2 separate regions of the Mus musculus genome follow, and region 2 is linked to region 1. The links are chromatin loops, found by intact Hi-C in ENCODE. Cell type or tissue: left cerebral cortex. All regions are shown on one strand. Links, peaks and the distances in the headings refer to the core of each region. The heading gives the core; the rest is flanking DNA.

The links. A loop is a pair of places that touch in the nucleus more often than their neighbours do. Peaks named below come from ENCODE experiments on the same cell type or tissue, not always from the same donor. Only the 100,000 strongest peaks of a DNase experiment are listed, where the experiment ranks them.
Region 2: it touches region 1 in a loop (2.8-fold over the local background); 12 of 42 quality-filtered maps call a loop at or near these places.

Annotation. Positions count from the first base shown.
Region 1 is chr2:133,795,804-133,800,140 of GRCm38, forward strand. No RefSeq gene overlaps it. Among named protein-coding and RNA genes, the nearest start is that of Gm39940, 55 kb to the left of the region's middle. In left cerebral cortex, for the core only: no CTCF peak of the experiment used is centred there; no DNase peak of the experiment used is centred there.
Region 2 is chr2:134,005,503-134,009,839 of GRCm38, forward strand. No RefSeq gene overlaps it. Among named protein-coding and RNA genes, the nearest start is that of Gm39940, 260 kb to the left of the region's middle. In left cerebral cortex, for the core only: no CTCF peak of the experiment used is centred there; a DNase peak (open chromatin) is centred at 1,544.

The sequences.
Region 1 (4,337 bases), core at 639-3,138:
TCAGGCTTAGGGACATAGCTTTATATGACACCGGAGAACAAACGGGAAAGAACACGTGCCCACATTATTGTCTTCCTTAAGGCAAGCAGACTATATGGATCTTAAAGAAAAGGCAAATGTCTCTGGCTATGCTTTTATAAGTGTCACTAATCTCAAGTAAGTGAGACAGTCTGTCTATCTGTTTTAACTAGTCTGTTATTCATATATCCTTTTTTTTTTTAAATTGAGGAGTGTCTAGCAGTACCTTGCCTGATGTTGAACACATAGATTGTCATCACACACTTACCTAACTTATTAGGGTTTTGTTGTTGCTGCTGTTGTTGTTTGTTTGTTTTTTCTCTCTGTAAATAGATAGAGCTTTGTGTTACATTGGCCTAAAGAAATTGTGATTTTTTTTTTTTTTGAGGTTTTGGAGTCCTGGGTTTGGGGAATGCATGTATAACTCTCCAAATTTCTTATTTAATGCAACAGAACCTATTCATATGAAAGTCAGCACGGACGGCAAATTTTCAATTAGAAAACAATGATTTATTTTTCATCTTCTAGTTGGTGTGTGTGTGTGTGTGTGTGTGGTTTTTTTTTTCCTCTCCAGGCAAATATAACCAAAAATTTCCAAACAAAAGGCTTTCAACTAAACCATTATTGGAATCACTCTGGCCAGACTTGCTCAATTGGAAACTGGAAAAGGTATGACAGATGAGAGATTATTTTCAAATAGTGCACCTGAAATGTTTTATGAAATGATATTCTTTTTTAATAATTTCTTCCCTTTAGAATTTTCTACCTACTGCCTCTTTCAAAGTTCATTTCCAAGATGATAAGATGGCTTGGCAGGAAAAGGCACTTGCTCTTTAAGCCTGACAACCTGGCTAAAACCCACAGAAGCCATATAAAAATGGAAGGTGAGAACTGGATCCACATGCTAACCATGACTCTCTCTCTCTCTCTCTCTCTCTCTCTCTCTAACTCCATTCCCTCATATTTCATAACTTACTACACTATGCCACTAATGAACAATGGTTGTGATTAACAAATTACTTTTAAGTTTACATTAAGACTGTAGTGAAAGCCTTTGTCTAGAGAACATTTTAGCCACTTCAGTGAGTTCTTTTTCTCTGATTGAAAGAAGTAAAAATTAAAGCTTACTTAATGGTTTAGAAACAGAGAATAATTATTGTGTCCTCAATTCAAAAAGAATCCATGGGATGATTACATGTTTAAACCTTGGTTTTTCTTTTCTGTTCTTTATCTATACCCCTAATGCCAGGATTATACGTTCCTAATTATAATTAGCAGAACATTTTTTTTTTGGTCCCTTTAGTGTTGAGTATGAAATCCCCGAAAACTTATGATTCAGTACCCAGTGTTGCTAAGTTAATGCCACATGAACAAAGATGAACAGAAAAAGAAATAAAATTACCCTCTTTTCATTACACAATGAAGTATATCTGTACAGATATGCGAATGAAGCTCAGTTCTAACACTTTGTAGGACTTGGTCATCCATCCCTAACCGCACTCGCAACAGACACACCCTTGCCCCATTTAAAAGTCTATTTTCCTTCTGGATAAAGAGGAGAGGTGTGCCATGCCCTATTAAATCATTGTAGGTCTTAGCCAAAGAATGTCCCCACAGGTGGGAAGGGTGTGCAGTTCTCATCAAGGCATCTGCCTCTTTAACACTTGGTAGCTAAAGCAGGTGTTGCCCCAGACTGTTATGGATTTTCTTTTTCTTCTTTAAAAAATATCTTACTTTTCTGTATGTTTAAGTGTGTGCTTTTATGTATATATCACAAGTGCCTGCATCCACTCAATAGAAGCTAGATGAGAAGGGTGTTGGATTCCCGGGAGCCAAAGTTATAGACTGTTGTGAGCAGCTAGCGTGGGTGCTAAGGATTGAACGCTGGTCCTCTGCAAGTGCAGTAACGACTCATAAACCGTCAGCCATTGGGCTACCCCGTTTTATCGCTTCAGTTTTAGCCGCCATTGGATGACTTGTCTTTATTGTTACCATCCTAGCATTCCTTTAGTAGAGTGGGGGCAAATAACCCCCAAGTCTTCCCAATGTTCCTATTGCTTCAATAGAAGTTAAGTCTGTCCTTTAAGAGATAACAATCTAGTCTACATGTGTCCCACTTCCTGCTTTTCCTTGCTAAGCACATGAATTCTAAGCTTTCCTTAACAATAAATTTAAATGAGATTCAACCTTGTACTTAACAGAGTGCCTGCTTCAAAGAACCAATGTATACTAGGTAGAACCTCAACTTAGCCCTGTTAACAATGAAGAATGTGCTCATTTAAATTAACATTATGTACCATTTCCTCTCCCTTTCTACCATACAAGTTGTCTTAATTAGGATGCTGTGATGGTTTGTATACTCTTGCACCAGGGAGTGGCAACATTTGGAGGTGTGGCCTTGTTGGAATAGGTGTGAACTGGTTGGAGTAGGTGTGTTACTGTGGTTGTGGGCTTAATACTCTCACCCTAGGTGCCTGGAAGTCAGTGTTCCACTCGCAGCCTTTGGATTGAGAAGTAGAACTCTCAGCTCTACCTGTGCCATGCCTGCCTAGATGCTGCCATGCTCTCACCTTGATGATAATGGACTGAATCTCTGAACCTGTAAGCCAGCCCTAATTAAATGTTGTTTTTTATAAGACTTGCCTTGGTCATGGTGTCTGTTCACAGCAGTAAAACCCTAACTAAGACAGATGCCTATGGCTAAGATAAAATATCTTGACCAAAAAGAACTTCAGGAGGAAAGGGTTTCTTTCTAGTACATTTTTATATCACAGCCAATCATCAAAGGGAGTTTGGGTTGGGACTCAAGGAAGGAACTTGAAGTCAAGAACTGAAGCAGCAGCCAAGGAGGAGTACTGATTCCTAGCTGGTTTCTCATGACTTAGTCTACCTTCTTATACACCTCGGGCCATCTACCTGCCCACGGGTGGTACTACCCACCACAATGGACTGACTCTCCCACATCAATCCCCAATTTTAAAAAAGGCTGCACTAGCTTGCATAGAGGCTAATCATCTGGAGGCATTTTCTCAATTGTGGTTTCCTCTCAGATGATTCTAGCTGTGTCAAGTTAACAGAAACAACAACAAAAACAAACAAATAAACAAACAATGCAAAAAAACCAATCAGGGTCCAGATCTTATTTTCTGAATGTAGTCCCCAGAACCTCTCTGCAAGGACAGGATATCCTCCCCTTTACTTTATCTCACTGCCAGGCCACTCACATCTAGTCTAGAGCCCTCTGGTATATTCCTAGTCTCTCCCTGTGGATGGCACATCATCATAATGGCCTCTCTGATTGGGAGTCATCACTTTTTGTACTCTGTGTCTCTTCTTATCTCAACAAAGTTAGCATGTTTCAAACACAGTAAGCTTCTAATCTATTGCTTATGTTTTTTGTTTTTTTCTCATGAAGCTTCAAAATCATTTATGTCCAGGCCTCAGAAAGCTCAGGCCAGAGTGCCAGAAAGCCAGAGGGTGACTTGGGCAACACAATGAACTCAAGGTCTGGCACAGTCACACACACATACACACACACCCTACCCCACCCCACGCCCAAACCCTTCCACACACATGAAGGAGAGAGAGACAGAGACAGAGTGAGAGACAGAGACAGAGACACAGAGACACAGAGACAGAGAGACAGAGAGAGACAGGGAGACAAAGAGAGAGACAGACAGAGAGAAATCGAGAGAAATAATTTTTGCTTGAAATAAAAATCAATATTATTCCACTCTACCTTTTGTAACTAAGCTCATGATATTATGTTTGCTAATAGATGAGTTTGAGTTTTATGTATGTCACAGTTCTATGCTCCCCTGAGCAAAACAATCAGCATTTGGAAACAGTCTTTTCTTAGCCTTGCAAGTCTCCAACTTTACCTATATTTCCCTTCCTGGTCTTTCACCTAATGTACATATTGTAAGACTTGTCTACCTTGAGTCAAGCCTTGACATTGCCTTCATTGTTTTGCTTCTCAAGGATTTAGTCCTTTGATTGCATCTTCTCTTCCTACTAACCAAACTATCCTTCTCTATTGAATCTTCTGCTAAACTATAAATAAATAAGAAACTGAATATTTCCCTTATATACCTTTTCACTATGGCTCTTCTGCCACACAGTGTCCACACAGTGGCTACCTACCCAACCTGTTCTGCTCTATGGTGATGTGGAAGCTCAGGTCTTCATGCCTATGCAGCATGTGTTCTTGCCCACGGAGACACCTCCCCCGCCCTATATGTATGTTTTAACCTGTGAGTACATGGATGAGTGGTGAGAAAGAGTGTGTCCATGCCTTGATTAACTCATCGGTGAGTTTC
Region 2 (4,337 bases), core at 599-3,098, 210 kb after region 1:
CAGAAAAAAAAAATAACAAGTTCTTCCCCAGGGCTCTGATCACCCTGGATATGGATTCTTGGTTCAGGTAATAGTACCACATATGAATTTTGTCTTGAGGAACAGGCTTCAGTCAATCATAAAATGATAGATTATAACTAAAAAATTTGTGCCAATATTGCACCAATGAGCCAATCTGGCCAGGTTGGTCATCATTCTAGGTCACAGAATTCATAGCTGAGTCAGACTGTTTATAATATTTCTCCCCTATTGAACTACAAAAGCCAGCTGGTAGGATGAAGCTTCCAGGTCAGTGCTGGCTTGAAATCTCCATCTCCAGTGATTCAAGCAAATGCTGCCTTCAGCAGTACGGTCTTAGTATCAAGTTTGAGGGTATAGGTTAACATGTAGTGTTGTGTGTGTGTGTATGTATATATGTTTATATATGTACTCATTTATGTTTTACAGAACCAAAGTAACAGTGAGGTTTTGTAAATTGTAAAGGTAAAGGGGATCAAACAAGGCATAGGAGACACTGGGCAAGAATGGCAATTTTGACCATAAGTTTTTTGTTTTGTTCTCAACTCCAACAGGCAAACCTAGGTGAAGAGGGGAGGGAAGGCAAATCCAGCGCAACAAAGGAACAAGGCTGAGCTGTGGCCTGACTATGTACAAATAGTCACATAACTAAGGTATGATGGGTCAGACCGAATTTAAGTTTGGGTTTTTTTCTCAATTAAGCTGTGTGTTGAGAGTGCTCTTGAAGTTTAGCTGTGACTGGGACAACCCAGGGATGAAGGGCATTGACAAAGTCCTAGGCATTTTCGCTTCCTTCTATCCCTTTACTTTCTTTTCCCCTCTCCCATTACTACTTCTACCCACATACACATTTCCCCTTTCCTTGTTTCCTAAACCTTTCCTGAACAACTAGTAAAGATGGATGAAGGTAACTGAGACAACTACACCTGTTTTATTGTGGTAGTTCATCTTGTTGAATTGAGGATAGGCGGTATAGCCATATTAAAAGGTAATTCAATCAAGAAAACTAACTTCAGACAGACTTTCACTTACTTTTATTAATGTATGTTCTTTTATTAATGTATGTTAAAAAGGATCTGCCGATCTATTATCTATCTATCTGTCAGTCTGTCTGTCTGTTTATCTATCTATCTTCTCTCTCTGGGTTCCTATCTGTCTCTCCTGTCTTTATCTCTCTGCCTAACATCTATGTATCCATACCATCTATTTAACACATCATATTAAAGTCTAGAGTAGTTCTCCAAAGCATGGCTATAATAAAACATGAAGTACTGCAATATTTGTCTGGACCCTTGTCATTACTATCTCGAGAGATAGAGTACTATCTTACCCCTTTGAACTTGTGATTTGCTGCTTACAAAAGATGTGATTCTCAATGCTAAGCCACAAAAGCGTTGCATCTATGACTCTGAGATGGCAATGCTGAAGAGGCCATCTGTTGCTCTGATACTTCATCAGATGCTGTAATCCCAACCAGCTGTCATGTCCACCTGTAGGTGTAGATAGCTTTCCTGAAATCCCAGCCAGCTGGTATCTTAGATGACTGCAGTTTTTGGTAACACTGACTACATACATAAGTAAGACTCGGAGATGCCTGGTCCTTATACATGGACTGGTTTATAGAATCATGGGCATGATGTATATCCCTGGGGTGGGGGATGGTTTGTAACTCAGCAACAGTAATTAGTACAGTCTCAGGATGTAGGGGATGACACCTAATACAAGTTCATTGGAACAACATATACACAATTTAGGGCATGAGACTAGTAAAAACCTGAACATAATTGCCTATCAAAGAAGAGAAAATCTGGGCCTTGTATATTTTTACAAAGCAACTACTTCTTCAACAATATCCCTAGGTACCTAGGAATGACAGCTGTATGTTCTATTCAGAGTCAGGACTTTTTCATGGGGAAAATGTATTTCTCATCTCCAAAATTATCTGTATCCAGCTGGGCTGTAATCTTTTAACCTCAATTCCAGGCTTTCTTGTATCTAAAATGGTCATATTGATCACTGGAAACAAAACAAACAAGAAAAATAGTTGGTGGAAGTGTGAGAGTTAATGACAAATATGAATGGAATTTTAAAATGTCTCTACTTCACTTTTTAGGAACTAACAAACGGCACTTTGACCATGTTATATTACCTAGAATATCTTAATAATATTTATAATATAATATCATATATTATATAATATAATAGGTTTTAGTAAGTATGACTTTGTAAATACACAGTTTATTTTTAATATTTAAAATAATGTTTACATATTTTCTTGGCAGATTACTTTATGTACACTTTACACAATTCTTTAATGTATTTCTTCTCACAACTGATTTTCGTTTACTTTTTAACCAGTTCCCATGGTATATGGTCGTGAACCCAGAAAAATAATGGGGCCTGTTATTTTATTAGCATAAGCTGTGAAATATTCCACAGCTCAGCTTTCATGTACTGCTCTGCCCACAAGGGGATGCTCTTGCTGATGCCAATCTGGAAGGTTTCTGTCTAGGGAGGATCAGGCCCACCCTATTTGGGTGTTGACTTGAAAGTCTCTAGAGGCTGTGGGAAAAAAAGTGGTCCTAGTAATTTTATAAGCCAGGAGGACAAGTTGAAAACAGCTAACATCTGTCAGTAATTTCATGGCCAAAGGCATGACCTTGGGGAACAAACTAAGTTCAGTGCTATCTATATAAAATTGAAGAGGAAAAATGAACGTATGATAAGTCTAGGCCTCAGTCATAATGAGAAAGTTGCTACAAGTAAAATAGCACTAGCTATGTTTTTAATTGTGAAGTCACTAGCTAATTCCTACAGTAAAGATACTGTGAGTTGTTCTGATTTAGAATAATCAGTTAGGCAAGCGTTTCATTTAGTCCATGAAGATTTGATGGGGATTTCCTTAGCCGGAAGAGTAAAAGCTCAAGTCGCATTCTCAGTTATCTTATACTTTCTAAGTGTTTTTGTTTTGTTTTGTTTTTATCTTTAAGGACTGGGGGCGGAGAGATTAAAAACACTTGTTCTTTCTTATAGAAGAATTAGGTCCATTTCTAGCACCAGTATGATAACTTAATTCTAGCATCCTCTTCTGGTCTCTGATGTGGCCAGGCATACGTGTGGTACACAGACATGTGGGAAGATAAAACACTCATATACACAAAATAAAAATATATGTTATCTCACAGTACTGGAAGGAAGAATGAAAACTTCTGCAGGACAAAAGCATTCAATAGTCCTACCCAGCTCTGATCAGTATGAGGCAACAGCTATTAGAAAGGCAAGATATCCTGAACTCAATACTGGCATTTATAGACTGGAGTAACCAACAACCTTCTAATTATAGAGCTTAAGGCCAACTCAATGAGAGGGAATTTAATGTTTGTTACTATAAAACTAGCCTACTACTTATGATCCGTGATACAGTGGACCCTAGTAAAGAACCTGCCATTGTACTTTATTAAGCCTATATAAATCCTAACTACATTCTGAAGTCTTTTACCTATGAATTTGCTCTCACTTATTGTCAAAGAAGCTTCCTTTTGCAGAAGATGAGGATTAGTTTAAAAAGTAACCATTGGTCAAAATGCAGGGAACAACTTCCTGTGTAGTTCACGGTCCCAAATCTACAGCATAACCCCTAGCCTTAAGGCTCAGGGAACATCACAGAAGATGAGGTAAAAAAGATTGCAAGAACCAGTGGACCAGAATGTGATGTCTGCTTCTAAGATAGTGCCTTCTACATAGATGGCAGGAAATGCCCAGAAAAATCTCAATGCCGTGGTTGCCCAAGCAAGTCCTGAAAAATGACAACACTGATTTACATGTAAAATTGGCTGGGGATATCTTCACTAGGCTTAACTCCTAGAAGAATAGCTACAGACAATATTTCCTGAGAGGAGAATCAATGCACTCCAGATATGAGCCTTTTGATAGGTTAGCTAGTCCCAAGATGTCAGCCCAAATATATATATATATATATATATATATATATATATATATATATAATCTCAAAGAGTGACATACAATATATATTTCATATTAATATATTTAATATTACTATATACTTAATATATATGGAAAAGAATGAGAGGCCATGATTTTAAGAAGTGAGAGGGACATGGTAGAAATTAAAGACAGGAAGAAGAAGAGGAACCAATGTAAATATGATACCCTCAAAAATTATTTTAAAAGTTGGAAAGAAAAATAGACAAAGCAGTATACAACTCTAAGGGTATTGCCACATGTATGATTCTGAATAATAAGGAATAAGGAATTTTTTAAATTTATCTAGAATAATTATAAATATAGAATATGATTTT